Linked DNA regions of Homo sapiens: region 1 is linked to region 2. Evidence: read pairs that join two places in POLR2A ChIA-PET (ENCODE). Cell type or tissue: GM12878. All regions are shown on one strand. Each heading gives the region's core, and the rest is flanking DNA. Links, peaks and the distances in the headings are about the cores only. Region 1 has its middle 24 kb from the start of NECTIN1-DT. Region 2 overlaps NECTIN1 (nectin cell adhesion molecule 1).

Region 1 (15,955 bases), core at 5,529-8,028, 78 kb after region 2:
CTGTGGTTGGTGAACGTGGAGGTGGGGCAGAGAGCAGTGGGAATGTGTCAAGGGAGGTTGGTGGTGAGAAGGGCGGGTTCATGCTGACAGTGGCCCCTTTAGCTGCGTTCAGGGTACCCCTGGGAGTGGTGGTTCTCCTGCCCCCCAGCCTTGCTCACTCCTGTGGTGTAAGCAGTGGCCTCTTTGGAGTGGCTCCTTCTGCCAAGTTCCCCTCTTGGGAGAAATGGCAAGGGGTTAGGTTTTCTCCAGGGCCCTCTCTGAGAGGCTGCAGGCTCTGTAGTGGGTGTTGCCTTACTACCGTGGGCCTACTAGAGAGGCATGGACCCTGCCCTCAGGGAACTTGCCATCGAAGGGAGCTTTTGTGCACAGGTCTAATGCCAGTGGCCCTTGTCTCCTGGGGCAGGGTCTGTGGGTATTGCAGACAGTCTGGTTTCTGTGTTGGGCTCAGTCTGGTCTGAGGCGAAGGCTCTTACCCTAGGACCAAGGACTATGAGGAGTCACAAAACTGGGCCTCGCTGGCCCTTCAGAGGTAGAAGATCTGTTGGGGACAGATTTCTGAGGACCCCCAGTAGCCAGGGAGGATGTGGGAGCCACTGAGGAGGAAAACTCGGGACGAAAGGCTTCTGCAAGGATGAAGGGGAGGTGGGCAGGCTGGAGGTTCTGTGGGAGCAAAGCCTCCCTTTCCCTTGGTCGGGGGGTGGCAGAGTGAGGGGACTGTAGGAGTGGGCATTGGGAGGGGCTTGCTCTGTGTGGGGGACCCACAACCCATCAAGGACTGGACCTCTGGAGACCGTTTTGTCTGCCTGGCCCCACTGCCAGCCCGCCGCTGTTCAGAAGCAGCCCTTCCCATTCTCTTGGATCTTCTGAGGAATCCCACGTTCCTTCTGTCTGACTCGAAGTCCTTCCTACTGTAGGCCTTGCTCATCCCCCCATAGTCCAGCTGGCACAACGTTTGGATGGCAAACCATTTAAATGGCCAAGCCTGCCCCGGCCACTCTGTCTCCTTGGTAGTCCCAGTTGTGTGAGGATGGGGTAGGGTGCAATTAAGCCCTGGGGCTGTCCTCTCTGCACTGACAGCTGTAGGAATGTCATCATGCCTATGCCAGGTACTCCCACTGCTTTCTTCCAGGGTGCCCACACTCCTGTTCTTTAGAAGAAAGGGACGGCAGGAGTCTGATCATCTGTCCGATGCCCACACAGTGGCTGTGCTGAGTGACGTGTTGTTTTGAGGATGTCCCTACCCCCTGGTCTTGCCGTCGGTCTCCAGTACCCAGCGAAGCAAGCTGTGGGCTCTGAGGAGCTCACACCAGGGAGGAGCTGCCCTGGAGTGGAGCAACAGCATGTCCTCTCCCCTGTGTGACTGCAGTGCTATAATAATAATAACAGAAAGCTGGCATTTCTTGAGCTCTTACTGTGTGCCAGAGACACCGCTCTAAGTGCTTACACATATGTATTCGTTTTCTGTAGTTGCTGTAACAAATTATCACAAACTTTAAACATTGAACTTATGGCATAAAGCAACACAAATGTATTATCGTGTAGCTCTGTGGTAGGTTAGGAGTCTGACACAAGTCTCACTGGGCTAACAATCCAGATGTTGGGGCCAGGCGCGGTGGCTCACGCCTGTAATCCCAGCACTTTGAGAGGCCAAGGGTGGGGGGGGGGGGGGGTGGATCACAAGGTCAGGAGTTCGAGACCAGCCTGGCCAACATCGTGAAACCCCATCTCTACTAAAAATACAAAACATTAGCCGGGTGTGGTGGTGGGCACCTGTAATTCCAGCTACTTGGGAGGCTGAGGCAGGAGAATCGCTTGAACGCAGGAGGGGAGGCGGAGGTTGCAGTGAGCCAAGATTGTGCCATTGCACTCCGGCCTGGGCGACAAGAGTGAAACTCTGTCTCAAAAACAAAAACAAACAAACAAAGATCCAGATGTTGGAAGGGCTGTGTTCCTTTCAGGAGGCTCCAGGGGTGATTTCACTTCCTTGCCTTTTCTGATTTCTGGAGGCCACCATCTTCCTTGGTTTGTGACTCCCCTCCCCACTCCATTTTCAAAGCCAGCAAATAATGCATCTCTCTCTCAGATGCTTCTTCTGTTATCACCTGTCTCTCTAACCCAGCCAGGATGGGGTCTTTGTTTTAAGGACTCATATGATTAGGTCGGGGATACCTAGAGCATCCAGGATCCTCTCTCCATATCAAGGGTCATTCTCTAAACACATCCACAAAGTCCCTTAGCCACGCAGGGCAACGTATTCACAGGTCCCAGGGATTAGGGTGCTGACAGCTTTGAGGTCCATTATTCTGCCTACCACAACATACTTGAAGTTTTTCACACAAAAGATGGATGTAAGGTGGGTAATGTTATTACCCCCATTTTAAAGATAAAGACACTGAGGCACCGAGAAGCTAAGCAACTTGCCCAAGTTTACTTTGACAGCAGCATATTCAGGATTCAGATAGAGGCAGCCTGACTCCACAGTTGTACCTCAGTCACTGTCACAAGGAAATGTCCAAATTTCACATGGTATAAGGCCAAGTCCCCTGTAGGTCAGCGGAGCAGTGGAGGATCATGTATTTATTGAGCACCTACTATGTGCCAGGCCCTAGGAGGGGCTCCCAGAGGTACATGACAGAGCTCCAACCTGAACCCAGGTCCCAAGCGCATCATCTGTCCTCATTCTATTATTGTGTGAAAGGCCGCGGGACCCTCCTGCAAAGGTGAAACGGGAGAAAGGACGGAGCTTCAGTGGGGGCTTGTGGCCCAGGGTTCTGGATTGGGCCCAGGAAGAGGAGGAGAGAGGTGGGTGCCCTATACCTTGCAGGACCCAGCCGGGCCAAGTCAGAGCCTGCAGGGGCTGACTCAACAGGCTGACTGTGCCTGCCCGTCCATCACAATGGGGAATGGGCCCTCCATGAGCCTGAGACCTGCAAATCATAGAAATTAAGAGCAATTAGAGAGGGAACCGGCAGCCCCTGGCAGCACTTCCGGCCACAGAGGCAGTTCGGCAACTTTATGGGATGTTTCCTCCCATTTTGTGGTCCAGCTGGGAGGCAGAAACAAGCCAGCTCAGCACAAGGCCTCCTCAAGGTGCTTTAGTGCAACTTGAAGGTGGGACCCACAGCCCCTCCACAACCTGCCTCCCGCCCTGCCTTCCCATCCTGGGGCCCTGTCCCAGCCTCGCCCTGAGGGTTTCTTTTTGTCTGTGCATCGGCTCTGTCCTCTGCACTAGACCTCTGGAGAGCTGTGTCTGGGGACCTGCAAGAGAAAGAGAAACAGTCAGGGTCACCTTGACGGGCTGTGGCACGTGCTGCCTCCGCTCCTGTGTTCTCTCCCTCTGCTCTACCTCACCTGGCCCAGCTGGAGGGGTCTTTCCACTTCCTGGCCAGGGGCAGCTCTTGAACAAACCTTCCTCTTATTCCCCTTGCCCCCTAGGGAAGAGGTGGCTCAGCTTGTGGAAAGCATGCAGGCCAAAGTGGTGGAGACCCCATGGGTTTCAGGTGGCGGCACCAGGATGGTGCCATTGGCTAAAGGCAAAAGCTAGAGGAATTCTCTAGTTTCCCAAGTACTTTGCTGCCTTTAATCCTTGCCTCTTGCCTGTGTCCTTCACCCCATGCCCTTTCCTAAGCTGTGGTGAGAAGGACAGAGAAGGGCCTGTGCTCCTGGGAGAGGGACTGGCTCTGAGAAGGGCAGAGGTGTCTCTGGAGTAGGTGGAGGTGGGAGAGGAAGTGGGGTATCTGGGACAAGGAAGAGTCGTGGTCTGTATCCTTCTCTGGGTGGAAGCTATGATATTGCAAGGGCACCCTTTGCCCCCCTCTGGGGCCCGTTTTTTTAGGATAGGCCCACTGTGCTGGGTCAAGGTCACCTGGAGAGAGAGACCCGAGTGGAGGGGCTCCTCTGCTGCTCTCCACCACCCTTCCTGAGGCCTCTGAGCTGGCCATGAGCTGACCCTTCTCCTTCACCTCTTCCATCACTGTGGGTGGGGCAGCCTTGGACTCGGCCATACCTGACTCCACAGCCGAGGGGTGTCTCTTGATGGGGGCAATAGGGCTGGGTGAAGAAGAGATACGGAGTGGGACAAGGCAGTGCCCTGCCCTCACTAGTGTGGGCAAACTGAAGGGGGAGGGAAGGGCAGACTCCAAGGGCAACCTAGACCCCTGCATCCTTGGAGACAGATGGGTCAGAGAGGCAGCCTGTGGAGCAGCAGGCGCCACCAGGGGTGCAGGGTTGCAGGGTTGCTCCACCACAGCCTCAAGTCTGTCCCGTCCTCCCCCTGGGCCTCTGACTGAGGGCTGCTAAGGCCGTTCCCAGCGCCACCATTCTCTGACTCTCCTCATGGTGACTCTGCCTTATGCCCCATCTAACTGGCCTTGGGCAGGTGGCTTAGCCTCTCCGTGCCTCAGTTTCCTCACCTGTAAAATGAGAATAACAATAGCATCTACCTCATAGGTTTATTATGAGGATTAAATGATTTAAATATATAAAGTTTATAGGCTGATACCTGTCATGTAGAAAGTGCTATAGAAGGATTGTCTATTATTATAGTCACTCATGTTATTTCAAAGATCATAATCAAGCAGACCTGGGTTGGAGTGCTAGCTGTTCTACTTAAAAGCTCTGTGACCTTGGGAAAGTGGCTTATCTTTTCTGAGTCTGTTTCCTCACCTGTAAAATAGGTATAATAATAATAATCACAACAGTGACTGCATGAAGTTGTGGTGATAGAATGAGACACCTGGAAACATTTGCTGAGCAAACAGTAAAGCACCTCGGACAATCCATTGCTTCATCTTCCTGGCTTGGGATCAGATTGAGGACAGTCTCTACGGAAGGTAGTAGGACTCCTGAGGGGGAGCTGGGACCTTCAAGGTGGCCAAATTTTGCCAGGAAATCCCACAGGAAGAGTGCCTGTTCTTGACTGGACAATGTGAGGACTCGAAGCAGGAATCCTGGTTCTGTTCCCAGGCCACCTTGGGACCCAGAAGTGGGGTGGTGGCAGGTGGCAGGTAGCATGTTAGGAACGTTGGTGCTGCCTGGGCTTCTCACACTGAGGGTGTGAGCAGACACATGCTGTGGCCAGGCCTGTGAAGGGCACAGGCTGGGCTTTGTCCCCACTGGGTGCCTGCTGACGCTGATGGCACCCTCAGGATAGTCAGACATGGCAGGGACATGCGTCACCCCCAAGAGCTCCTCTCTGACCTGCAAATCTCAGTTAGTGCCCTACAGGTCCTCAGGGCGCTGCGTCCTTGGTCTTTGTAGCTCTCGTCACGTTATATACGGACATTTTTACAGGATTAGTGAAAGTTTGTCTCTCCCATGAAACTGTAAGCTCCATGAGAGCAGAGGCTGCATCTGGATGGCTCATTATGGGATCTGGAGCCTGGAACCGACCCTGACATATGTGCTCAATAATTTCTTGATGACCGAGTATGTGACAATAGCAGCTAGCACAAGCTTAGTTTTTATTACATGTCAGCCATTATTCTAAGCACTGGACATACACATATACACCTCGCAATACTCCTGTGAGGCAGCTATTGATAGTTGCTATTTTACAGATGAGGAAACTGAGCTACAGAGAGGTTAAGTAAATTGCCCAAGGCAACACAGCCATTAGTTGGTGGAGCTGGGATTCAAGCCAGACAGTTTGGCTCCAGAGTCCATGCTTTTAGCTGTTGTGCTCTACTACCTCCTTAGAGGAATGAAGGAATGAATGAAACACTTTATTTATTTATTTATTTTGAGATGGAGTCTCACTCTGTCACCCAGGCTGGAGTGCAGTGGTGCAATCTCGGCTTACTGCAACTTCCACCTCCTGAGTTTAAGTGATCCTCCTGCCTCAGCCTCCTGAGTAACCGGGATTACAGGTGCATGCCACCACACCTGGCTAATTTTTGTATTTTTAGTAGAGCCAGGGTTTCATCATGTTGGCCAGGCTGGTCTTGAACTCCTGACCTCAAGTGATCCACCCGCCTCAGCCTCCCAAAGTGCTGGGATTACAGGCGTGAGCCACTGCACCCAGCCCACATTACATATTTATAATGTATGCCGCTTTTGACAAATGAGTTTTGGGGAGGAGTGAATGGTGCAGCTCCTCTGCATTAGATCACATGGTGCTGATGAGCAGGACACCCCTGGCTCCTGATCATCTGCACAGGGAAAGGAAGCCCATGAAGAGCCCTTTGGAGAAAGCCTCCTTCCCATTCCCGTCTCCTCCCCAGTCAGGTGCTGAGGAGTATGGGCTGACTGTGCCCTCAGATATGTCTAACTTGGGGGTGGTTCTTGGCTCCCTCTTTTTGGAATTAAGGAAGTGCAAGGAGACCGGGCATGAGCACACCAACCCCTGAATTCCCTTCCTGACCTCTGCCTCCTCCCAGGCCTCCTGTGTCCCTGGAGGCGCTGCTGATGGGGCAGGGGTTTCTTGGTCACTGCGGGAGGAGACTGAGGAGGTGAGTCTACTCATCTGGTCCCTGATTCCTGTCATATCGGCCCCCAGCGGTGCCTGCTTCCTGCCTGCTTCCTTCTCTGCATCCCCCTCCACATTTCTCTTCCTAGCTGCTTGATTCCTGGACCTTCAGGATTTCAAGAAGATGCCGCTACCTGGGAAGCCCCTGGGACTTTTTAACAGAAACTTACCCGATTGGAGCATGACTTAAAGAGACCAGAAAGGGAAGTACCTACTTTATGGTTGGCACAATGCCAGGGGCTTCACATTCGTTAACTCATTAGCTCATTTGATCCTCACAAGAACCCTATTCTTCTTCTTCATTAACAGAAGAAATGGGGGCTTGAGAAGGCCTAAGCAACTTGCTCAAGGTCGTGTGGTATAAGAGGCAGAGGTGAACTTTGATATCAGGATTGTAGGACTCAAGGTCTGTACTGGATCCGCTGTTTGGAGACAGAAACAGGTGAGGTGGGGTTGGGGTCTAGGGTTGGAGCTGTACCAACTGGGATGCCATCCATTGTCCCCAAAGCAGAGATTATTGTCCTAGGGCTGGGACTGTCATATTCTGGTGACATTAACTCCTGGGGAGGAAGAAGGAAACTCCCTAGCAGAGGGGCAGGGTGGCAAGCCTGGGAGGCAAGGGCAGGAGAGGACCTGGGTAGTAGCTGGGGGTAGGGGGGCTGTTAGAAAAGATCCCAGGAAAGGGACAGTGGGGAAGCCTGGCCCCAGAAGTGTGGGAGCATGCTTTTGGGGGTGTCCAGTCCTGTGGGCTGTTGAATGCAAGGGTGCCCATGGTCTTCTTGCCCTCCAGATTACTGGGGCATGCACCCACACTGCACACATGCACAGACATGCTCCGTTGTCCTCTGTCATAGCCTGTCATCACAGACAAAAACAGGCCTGCACCGGGCTCACTCTTACAGCCCTTCACCGCCTGGTGCTCCCCTTGGCTCTTCTGTTCCCAGCCTTATCCACATCCAGTCTCTGTGTGTGTGTGTGTGTGTGTGTATTTGTGTGTGTGTGTGTGTATGTGTGTGCGTGTGTGTCTCTTCTTCCTAAGCCTGCATAATTTTCTACTGTCTGTTGGCCTCTCTTAGGTTTGCACAAACACATGTACATAGTCTGATAACTCTGTTGTGTGTCACACACACACGCCCAGGCATACACATGCACACACAACCCTCAGTCTGTCCCTCCCTCTGCTTCTTAGCTGCTTATCTTCTGGTCTTTCACTCCAATCCATGCACAGCTCTGGGGCCTGGAGAACCCCACTGATCTTTAAAGGGTCTGGGCTATTTCTTCTTCTGTTTCTTTCCCCACTGCCTAGTGCCCTCTGCCTTCCTGTGAGCTCTGACTGTTGAGGGGGCTCTACCAGGCCTGCTACTGACCTCTCAGTCTGTGTAGCCTTTTGGGTCCCCTTCCCAGCCTCCATGCAGGCTCTCCCAGCTGGGTACAGAGCTGGGCAGGCCCCCTCCTGGAAGTGGCAGCCGTAGGAGCAGCTGGCCAGGGAATGGCTACGTGGGTGGGGACAAGCAGGGCTGGAAAGGGATTAGTTTGCCTTGGATTCTTTTCTGTGAAAATTTTTGTCCATTTGCCATGATCCATTGATTTCAGCTGATGTCATTCTGGTACGTGGGAGAGGCTTTGACATCCATCTAGATCAGGGGGCCAGAGCCTGCACCCAGGAGTCAGAAACCCTGGTTCTTGCTCCAGAGGAACCTCAGTTTCTTCATCAGATGTATCAGTTTGGAATTAAAGGTCTTTAGTTTAAATTTTGAGCATCTAGGAGACTTCTACTTTATTTAGAGTCTAGCTGCACCCTGATCATTCCAATCAAAATCTCCCTCTCTGTGACTTATTTGTTTATACAGACCACAGATGTGCAGACATGCGGACACACACATGCACATGCAGATGCAGCTTTAGCTACTCTGGGTTTTCCAGGAACTTCCCCAACTCAGGTGGGACCTCGCCTCCTTCTCAGGATGGGGGCTGCCTGCAGTGTGTGCTCACTCCACTACACTCTATGGCACATCTCTGGATTGAAATGTGCCTACTGATGACAGTGACCTAGGACAATGACCCACCTCTCCATCCGTCCCCACACCCCCTCCCCTAAGATTAAAGACCCGAATCCTGAGTCTTGCTCTTGCTGCACCCCCTTCTTGGCTGTGAGAAAGAAAAGGGAAGTAGGAACAGCCCAGGAGGGGTGTGGAGTGATCATGGGACCCTGAAATGTCAGCGCTCGAAGGGACCACCCTGACTCCTAGCCTAGTCAGCAGGTTTCCAAACATTTCACTTCATGTGTGGAACGTCGGCTCTGACCATGCTTACCTGGACATGCAAACAAACAAAACTGATTAAAGCCAAAATGCCTGCGTTAAGGTGGGTGGGAGCTCTGCCCAGCACCCTCACCCCCATGACCACTTCTGCATGCCCCTGAGTGAGCAAGCATCCTGCAGCCCTTTTTAACTCTGACAAATGAGGCTTAAAATCCAGCCAGCCAGCCCACTGGTTCCTGGTGTGGTCCCCGAGACCAGAAGCATCAGCATCACCTGAAGACATCTTCAAAATGCAGATTCTTAGGTTTTGCCGAGTCAATAATCTGGGGGTAGGCCCAGTGACTCATGTTCAAGAGGCTCTCTGGGTTACTCAGACGCACACCCCAGTTTGAGAACTGTTGGTCTAGTACAACCCCCTTGCCTTACAGATGAGGAGTTGAAGCCCAGAGAGAGGTGTGCCTTACCCAAGGTCACAGAAAGTACGTCACTGTCAGGTTATGACTCTGGGCCAGACTGCCTATCTGTGGATGTCTTTGTGGTGAAGCCATGGATTTTTTCACTTGTCCTTCCCCTTAGCTGGCGTAAATACTCAGGGATCAGGGATCCAGAAGCCAGAAGGTAAGAGAGCCTGGGAAATGCACAAAACAGGACAGGGAACAGCAGGCAGTGGATCTGGGAGCCACAGCAGATGATCAGCACGCTTGTTCAACCTTTCACTCCCTCACTCATTCATTACATTTCTGGAGCACCCAGGTGCTGGGGAGAAAATGACAAGAATTCTGGGTCCCGTCCTCGCCAAGCTTAAAGCCCAGCACTGCCCATCCCCTTGGCCAGGGGCACTCGCTCACTTCATCTGTGGGTAAGGGGGAGACCTTTTCCCTCAGGGAGGCTATGCCGAGTGGTGACCAGCGAGGGACCCCTGGGCCTGGACACATGGGAAGGGATGTGGAGAAAAGCCAGGTTGAGGGCAGAGACCCAGGGTGTGGCTGGTCATCATTTGTGTGTTATGTCTGGGAGGTCTCCTTGGAAGAGGCAGATTCCAGGAGAGGACACAACTTTGGGAAGCAGAGGTGGGTTGAGCACAGGCCAGCATGAGGGAGGAGGGGTGAGCTTCACGTAGAGGAGAAGCCTTCAGAGGGGACCGGGCTGAGGTGAGGCTGGCGTGAGGTGGGGCGAGCAGGAATGGAGGCACCCAGCTCACCGGCCCTGCTACCAGTTCCCCAGAAGCCTGGGGACTTCTGTGAATTAGGGAGCGTTTAACATCTCCCACTGATTAGCCGCTGCCTGCTACGGTTAAGCGGGGAGAGGGGAGAGGGCAGATTGGAGCCCAGCAGCTTTGAAAGGCAATGCTGCTCCTTGACAAAGCCGGCCTGGGGAGGTTTCAAAGGCAACTTCTGAGCAGCCCGCACGTTTTATGTTCACTAGATCCTCGCTTCCCAGGCTCCAAAGACAAACAGTGGGATTTAAGGGTTTTTTTCTCTTTTTGGAGACATTGTGTTCCGAGCTGGGCTTTCAGCTGAGGAGGAGGCAGAGCCGGCTGGGCTCCTTGCTCCACCACATCCACAGCCTGAGCACAGCCCAGCTCCATCTTCTCTGTACACTGGGAGCTTCCCAGGGGCCCCCGGAAGCTTTGCAGCAGCCCTTGCCCCCAGGCTAGGTGAGAGGGTGCCCCTGGCCAACAGGGATGGGCAGTGAGGGATACAGTCCAGGAACTGCTGGCCTTAAGCTTGGTGAGGACAGGACCCAGAATTCTTGTTTGTTATCATGTCCCCAGCACCTGGGTGCTCAATAAATGTTGACCGAACAGATGAGGGAGCGAAAGGATGAATGAGTGGGCCGATCACTTGCCGGTGGCTCCAGATCTGTCTCCTGTTCCCTGCCCTGCCTGGTGTTGCTGGGAGCTGCATTTCCCAGGCTCCCTTACCTTCTGGCTTCTAGATTGGTTCAGCCAATCAGAGGAGGCACTGGAAGAAGGTGGATCGTGGGAGGAGGGGAAAAGCCAGGATATATTTCTTCCCTCTGTCTGTTTCAGGCCATGTCCCTGCAGTATCTGTGTCTCCTCTGGCTTCTGCTGATCAGCCCTGTCCTGCTGTGCAGCTCCCTGTGGGGGGCCTGTGGTGGCTCCAGTTTCTGTCTGATGGCCTCAGCATCGAGGCTCCTAGAGACGTTGCCTCCTTCCAGCCCCAGGAAGGGGACAACTTCCTGCTGTTGCTAATCTGGGTTGCTCTACCTCTTCTGTTACCTGTACAACCAAATCCCTCGTTTAAATCCCTCTGCTTGAAAGGCCTAGAGTGGTTTCTGTTTTCCCAGTGGACTCAGTGGAATGAAGAGTGAACACACTGCTTGCTCCCTTCAGAAAGAAGATTGTGTATGAGCGGCCAGGCCTGAGTGGGTTTGATCTGCCTGGGCCTGTGAATCTTATAGATGTGTGCAGCCTTGCCCTGGACAGGACACCCCATCCCACTGCCAGGGCACATGCCTCTGCATGTGAGTGCTGCTCTAGCCCTGGGGACACTGCCCACCTATGCCAGTATTGTTCATTTCCTCTGAGCTTGGCTCTACTGCGTGATGCAAAAAATATAAGACGTGGCCCACCTCACACCCATGAGGATGACTACTGGCAAAAAAACCCCAAAATGACAAGTGTTGGTGAGGATGTAGAGAACTTGGAACCCCTGTGCGCTGTTGGTAGGAATGTGAAATGGTGCAGCTGCTGTGGAGAACAGTATGGCAGCTCCTCAAAAAATTAAACATAGAATTGCCATGTGACCCAGCAATTTCACTTCTGGGCATATGCCCAGAAGAACTGAAAGCAGGGTCTTGAAGAGATGTTTGTATACCCATGTTCATAGCAGCATTATTCACAATAGCTAAAACACAGAAGCAACCCAGATGTCCATCAACAGATGAATGGGTAAGCAAAATGTGGTCCCTACATACAATAGAATAGTCAGCCTTAAAAAGGAAGAAAATTCTGACTCACTACAACATAAATGAACCTTAGGACAGTATACCAAGCAAAAGCAGCCAGTCACAAAAGGAAAAACACGGTATGATTCCACTTATATGAGGCAGCTAGAGTAGTGAAAATCATAGAGACAGAAAGTAGCATAGTGGTTGCCCGGAGCTGGGAGGAGAGAGAACAGGGAATGATCATTGAATGGGTACAGAGTTTCAGTTTGACAAGATGAAAAGAGTTATGGAGCTGGAGAGTAATGATGGTTGCACATTATGTATTTAGTACACTTAATAATGGCTAAGATGGTAAATTTTATGTTATGTGTATTTTTATGTTATACTGTATATACCACAATTTTTTAAAAGTGAAAAAAAAAGCATAAGACATGTCATAAAGGCACAGCAAGAGGCAAGGAGGAAAAGACCATCTACCACCTGTCAGACCCTGTTCAGGCCTTTTAGCCTTTATCTCTGCGAATGCCCACAATGACCCTGTTGTGCAGATCGTCTTATCTTCATTTTATAGAGGCAGAGACTGAGACTCTGAGAGCTTAAATGACCTCTTTCCTCTCTCACAGCCAAATGGTCACTTGGTTCTGCCCATTCCATGTCATGCTTGTGCCTCTCCTCGCCTGCCTGCTGTCCTCACTGCTCTGCCCACTGGATGCACCTGAGTCCCTCACCAGCCTCCGGATTGGTGTGCTTGTCCCCAAGCTCACCTTCTCCCAACCCAACCTCCACACTCGTGCCAGGGCCATTTTCTAAAACACAGATTGAATACATACTCGATTGCTCAGCATCCTTCAGTAACCCCCGTTGCCTAAGGAATAAGGTCCAATCTCCCTGGCATGGCAGTCAGGGCCCCTGGGATCTGGAACCAGCCCCCAGCTCCAGCTGTGTCTCTTTGCCTCCCTCCACCTCACCTCCCCCACCCATAATTCAGCCCCACGAAGCCATGTGGAGTTTCTCCATGCACCCACATGCTAGAAATATGTCTCCTAGCTTTGGGATGGGGTGTCCTGTCCAGGGCAGGGCTGCCACATTTGTAAGATTCCCAGGCCCAGGAAGATCAAACCCACTCCGACCTGGCCGCTCATACAGTCTTCTTTCTTTCTCTTTTGTTTTCTCTTGAGATGAGGTCTCACTCTGTCACCCAGGTGGGAGTGCAGTGGTGCAATCATGGCTCACTGCAACCTTGACCTCCTAGGCTCAAGCAATCCTCCCACATCAGCCTCCCAAGTAGCTGGGACTATAGGCACATGCCACCATGCCTGGCTTTTTTTTTTTTTTTTTAGTTTTTGTAGAGATGGGGGTCTTGCTATGTTTCCCAGGCTGGTCTCAAACTCCTGGCCTCAAGCTATCCTCCAGCCTCAGCATCCCAAAGTGCTGAGATTACAGATATGAGCCACTGTACCCAGCTCAGTCTTTTTTCTGAAGGGAACAAACAGTATATCCACTCATTCATTCCACTAAGTCACATCTCCTTGCCTTTGCAAGGGCTGTCTTCTTAGCCCCAAGGGCCCTTCATCCCCATATCCGTGGGAAGCTACTGTTTTTTCTTCAAGACCTGGCCTCAGCATCTTTCTCCCAGGATGCCTTGCACAGCTCCCTGGATGGAGGCTGTCTTCTCATTCCTGTTGCATTCATCACACCATATTGCAATCATCTGTTTATATCTTGATTTCCTTGCCTGGACAGTAAGTTCCACGAGGGCAGGAGCTATGTTTTATTCAGTCATTCATTTAAAAATATTTACTGAGCATTAACTTCATGCCAAGTACTCTGCCATACCCTGAGATACTTGGCTCATGTCATGGAATATATGGTCTAGTGTAGAACAATCACACCAAAAATACATATACTCTAGGTTATGAAGGAAAGGTAAAAGATGTGCCATCCCCAGTGTCTGGCACTGGTAGGAATGCAATGCATGCTACTTTTTGGCCTCTGCCCCATCCCCAGGCACCAGTGGACCCTAAAGGCCCAGCATAGTTATAGTGCTGCTCCCTCACCAGCCTGTGAGCTTCCTATGGGAGAGACTTCGTCTCTTGATTCATGTCCCCTGAGTGTGGCACATAGGAGGTGTATGATAAATGTAGGTTGAGATAAAGATGGAATTGCCCCCTTGTGTGTGAGTCAGGATGGGCCTTGCTATCAGAAGGAGCCCAGGCCACCGGACAGTGGGGTCAGGGTTTTGGACAAGGCTGCCCTTCCTCTCTCTAAACACTCCCTCCCCCCTGCTATGGGAAACCAGAAAACGGGAGTCCTTTAAACTCTGTTACTTACTAGTTATGTGACCTTGGGTGAGTCATGTAGCTTCTCTGAGCCTCAGTTTCCTCATTTGTAAAATGGACGTAATAGTATTAGGTTGGTGCACATGTGATTGCGGTTTTTGCAATTAAAAGTAATACTATGTCATAAATTTGCTATGAGCAGGTTTAAGTTAATATTACAGAAAGGATTAGCGCAATTCCTGGCACAGGGTGCCTGCTCAGTAAATATGAGCTATTGTTATTTTACTGCGGGTTCCCAATGAGTGCCCCACTGTCACGCACATGCATCCCCCCGGATCCCACACCCGACCCAGCTCCCTCTGGATGGGCACACCACCAGAGTCCTGTCTTTTCCTCTTGCTCAGAAGCTGTGGGTAACTGGGGCTTAATTAAGCACGCTTGGCTGGGGTGTGGTTAGTGGCTGCTGTATGAGTCAGCAGAGAGGGCCAGGGTTGGAGGAGGGTTGAGGGGGCTGGAGAGAAAATGGAGCAGGAAGAAGGTTTCTGGTGCCCGGGGCTGTATTTCCAGGCTCCATGAACCCACTTTGTTCAACAATCGAGGGGGATAAGGTGAACAATCCCTCAGTCTCTTGAGTTCCTCTTATAGCTCCCAGCAGACACCCCACCTTCACATTGAGAGCTGTAGCTATGTCGTTGTACGATTCATTCATTCTTTTCTTTGGCACATATTGCTTGCTTGCTGTTGCTGGACATTGTCTGAGGTGCTGGAAACAGTGTAGTGGACAAATGGACACAGGTCATTGCCCTCATGTAACATACAGACTTGGGGAAGGCACAGATAAGTACACAGAGATTGTGACACCCTTTGACCCGTGCCACCATGTGTTGGAGGGAGCACACAGAAAACCCCAGAATAGCTCGCTTTTCTTTCCTCTGGGTGTCCTGTCCTGCATAGCCTCCCACTATGCATTGAGGTGACATGATTTGCTTACCTGTCTCCCCCACCAAACTGCAGGCAACTTGGCGGCATGGAGCATGTGATGTTTCCCTCCAGGTCTTGGCACAGCACTTGGAGCATAGCAAGTGCTCCAAATATTGGTTGGCTGATTGAATGAACCCCAGCTCAGGAAGCAACTGGCTACATGTTTTCCTAGAACAGAGTTTGGCAAACTGTAGCCTGGGGGCAAAATTCTGCCTGTAACCAGCCTATTTTGTGTAGCCCTTAAGCTAAGAATAGTTTCTACTTTTTAAAAGGTTGGATTATTTAAAAAAATCAAAGAATAATATGCTGTAGAGACATATATGCAGCCCGCAAAGCCTAAAATATTTACTCTCTGGCCTTTTACAGAAAAAGTTTGCCTACCCTGCTCTGCAAGCCTGTCTGCACCTCGCTCAGTTTCCTCATCTATGAAATGCGAGGCCTGAGTTAGATGCCACAAAGGAGTGAAGTGCTGTGAGTCTGCATCCCACAGTTCCCGTCTTTGTCCTTGATTGTCCGTGTTGCACTCATCCCCGTATTGCAGGCATCTTCCCCAATACCCCATGCACAGCAGGTGCTCAGGAGATGCCGGCTGGCAATATGGGGGTGTGGCCACCCTCCCTCCCTAGATCTCCCAGGAGGGGCAGAATAGCACGGCTCAGACACAGACAGAATGGAGCCCATGCTGGTCTCTGGAAACTTCATGGCTTCCCAGTCCAGATCCTCTCTATTTAGGAGGTGAAGCATCTGCAGGGTTCTGTGAGGAACGTCAAGGGGCATTAGCGATGCATATGGGGTTATGGTGGCTGGAGAGGGGCTCAGAGCTTGCTTCTGTTGCTACACAGCTGTGTAAGCTTAGGCAAGTTATTTAGCTCTCTGAACACCCCCATTTCCTCAACTTAAAAATGGGGATCATAATTCACCACCTACCTTCTACGGTTGCAGTGAGAATTAAGGAAGGCAATTAAACAGGCAGGTGCCTTGTAATTCTACAGGGTGTCCAAATGCTAGTAATGATTGTTACTGTTATCACAGGACATTATGGGGACTCGGCTTTG
Region 2 (2,500 bases), core at 1-2,500:
CCAGATGTGCCCAGGGTAAAGTTATTACCCGAACGAATGCCCAGAATGAAAAATTAAATTTCCACTTATCCCTCTCGCTCATGCATTCCCTCTGGACCAGTGGGGCTTAGAGCAAGGGCATGGCTGTGCCCTGCGGGGTGGGCTCCCCAGAGAATGTGGCAGGCACGGGCCGACGTGGAATGGAGGGTGGTGAGGTCAGCTGCTGCTTGGAAATTGCCTGAGAGCACAAGAACAAACAGCCCTGAGAAGGCTCAGGCCAACTCCCTGAGTCCTCTGGAGGGGGCTGAGAGTCCCTTCCGAGAGAGGCCAGCCGCTCAGCGCCTGGGCCTATCAATGATTCAGTGAGTGCCATGCGTCCCTGGCTCCTGCCTAACGGGGCTGCCAGCAAGAGCCATGTTGTGTCCCTCTTCCAGCTGGGACCCTAGGTGGCCCGGCCCTCCTGCCCCCAGCCCACACCCCTCACATGTTGATAGCCCACCATCAGGGGAAGGTATCACCACGCAGGGAGTACTGCATGATCGTAAGAAGCCTGAGACAAGTGTGAGTATCCCCATATCAGAGGTTAGGAAGCCAAGGCTCAGAGAGGTGAAGCACTTGCTCAAGGCCACACAGCTAGGAAGAGCCAGTGTGTGAACACTCAGGCCAGGTCTGTGCTGTCTCCCATGTGACAGTGCCTCCCTGAGGGGTGGTCATGTTCCCTATGGCCACTCCACATGGAACACAGGCCCTGCCCTTCCCACCTCCCCCTTGACTCCCCCAGTATCTCAGAGCTGGAGCTTGGGTAACCATGAGGCTCATTTTGAGCTGTACTTGGACCTTCCCCGCTGGGGAGAAGTGTGTGACACCGGCCCCTTCCACCTGCCAACCCGTGGAAACCCCCCAGCTTTCCCCAGGCTCCAACCCTGATGCTCCTCCTCCTATGACTAGTCTCGGGGCCAAGGCCAGGGATTGCAGACAACAGCAGGTGGCTCCACACTCCCGCCCCTGGGTGAGAGACGTGACAGAACGGCTCTGAGGACAGGTAGGCGCAGACCCTGGACAACTTCACGTGGCTCTTTCTGCAGCTGTGTCCTAAATATACCCACAAATGAGGTCTCCCACTCCCGAGACACTGGCTCAGAGCTCATGAATCCTCGTGGCTTGCAGGTGTGCAGTGGCTTTGTGGCCGGAGCCCAGCAACTGCCGACCAGTCTTCTGTGTCCCTGAGCATGTTACTTCCTATATCTCAGTCACAGTGGGACACCACTTCCTTTTTTAAGACACTCGGTCACCCTGTCACCCTGCAGATAGCTCAGGTCCACTGTAAAAGACGCTCCCCATGTGAAGTTGTGATGGCAGTTTACCCCTGTGTGGACTTGTTTTGATGCTTCCATTAATAATAATGATGATGATGGAGGTCAGGGTAATAATCACGGAACATTGGCCATTTATTGACAGACTGATCTGTGCTAGGTGCTTGACTTACATCACGTAGAATTCTGACAACAGCCCTTCAAGGTACATCATACTGTCCCCGTTTTACAGATGGTGGGGGGGGCCCTGTCCAGGGTCACAGCTGTCTGACATCAAGCCCATGCTCCTTTCACGTCCCAGGTGAAGTCTCTCCTCAGAACATCCTAGCTCTTGTCCTCCCTTTGCCCGGATAGATAAGTTGACAGAAAGCTGCAGGGAAAGCTCAGTTGCAGGGCACACAAAGCACTATGGCTTTGGGCTACATCTTCGCTTTCTCTCCAGTCTCCCTGCTTGAGGTAAGCCTCACTTTCTGGCCCATGAAGAGGTCCTTGACCACAGGTGCAGAGCTTGGAGGAGATGAGCTCCACCTGCAAACCTATCCCCACCATGCCAGCATCCCACAGCGTGTTCTGCTGGCAGATCTACGGGCAGGTTCTATTGGCCCCCAAAACAGCATTGCTGTAAACAGCACTTCCTTCTTCCCTCTCAGAGCCTTCCTCCTGCCCCTCTCTGATTGGGGGTCACCCTGACTGTCTCATTTGCACCCTTTAATGAAAGAAAGAGAAAAGCAAAGCAAAACCAATGGCCAGAGCTCAAGGGAGAACTAGAGAAGCAGGAAAAGGAGATAATCTTCCTGCAGTGGCATTGCTCAAAGGTGAGGGATGCAGGTGGCGAAGGAACCCGTGGGTGCGGAGAGGCTGGGGAGGATGCAGCTTCCTACCTGTGATATTGACCTCCACCTGGCCTGAGCGTGTACCGATGGGGTTGGTGGCCTCACAGATGTAGGTCCCTGCCAGGCTGTAGTTGATGGGTCCCTTGAAGAAGAGGGTTCTGTTCTGGGCCTCCACACCCTTGGGGAGAGAGCCATTTAGCCTGTGGGAAGTGGGAGACACAGCGTAGGGTTATGACTCTCCAGCCTCAAGAAGCTGTTCCTGGGTCACCCACTTGGCTCCAGGCCCCCTAGCCTTTTGCTGAGCTTGTGTGGTAGAGTCTGTCTTTGAAGGAAGAAAAATAATAATAATAATCTCTTTCACTTGGTAGTTTTATA

What was found. Peaks named below come from ENCODE experiments on the same cell type or tissue, not always from the same donor. Only the 100,000 strongest peaks of a DNase experiment are listed, where the experiment ranks them.
Region 1: POLR2A ChIA-PET joins it to region 2 with 28 read pairs; 4 of 35 experiments call an interaction of 5 or more read pairs at or near these places.

The regions. Positions count from the first base shown.
Region 1 is chr11:119,745,184-119,761,138 of GRCh38, forward strand. No RefSeq gene overlaps it. Among named protein-coding and RNA genes, the nearest start is that of NECTIN1-DT, 24 kb to the left of the region's middle. RefSeq lists enhancers at 2,605-3,105, 14,210-14,259. In GM12878, for the core only: a CTCF peak has its summit at 7,377; a DNase peak (open chromatin) is centred at 6,688; H3K4me3 peaks cover 1,868 bases; H3K27ac peaks cover 2,004 bases.
Region 2 is chr11:119,672,986-119,675,485 of GRCh38, forward strand. It overlaps NECTIN1 (nectin cell adhesion molecule 1), which reads right to left. Exons shown (of 6, transcript NM_002855.5): 5 at 2,174-2,325. Among named protein-coding and RNA genes, the nearest start is that of NECTIN1-AS1, 36 kb to the right of the region's middle. RefSeq lists enhancers at 594-1,143, 1,164-1,213. In GM12878, for the core only: a CTCF peak has its summit at 965 (motif pointing right); a DNase peak (open chromatin) is centred at 1,066; H3K27ac peaks cover 2,223 bases.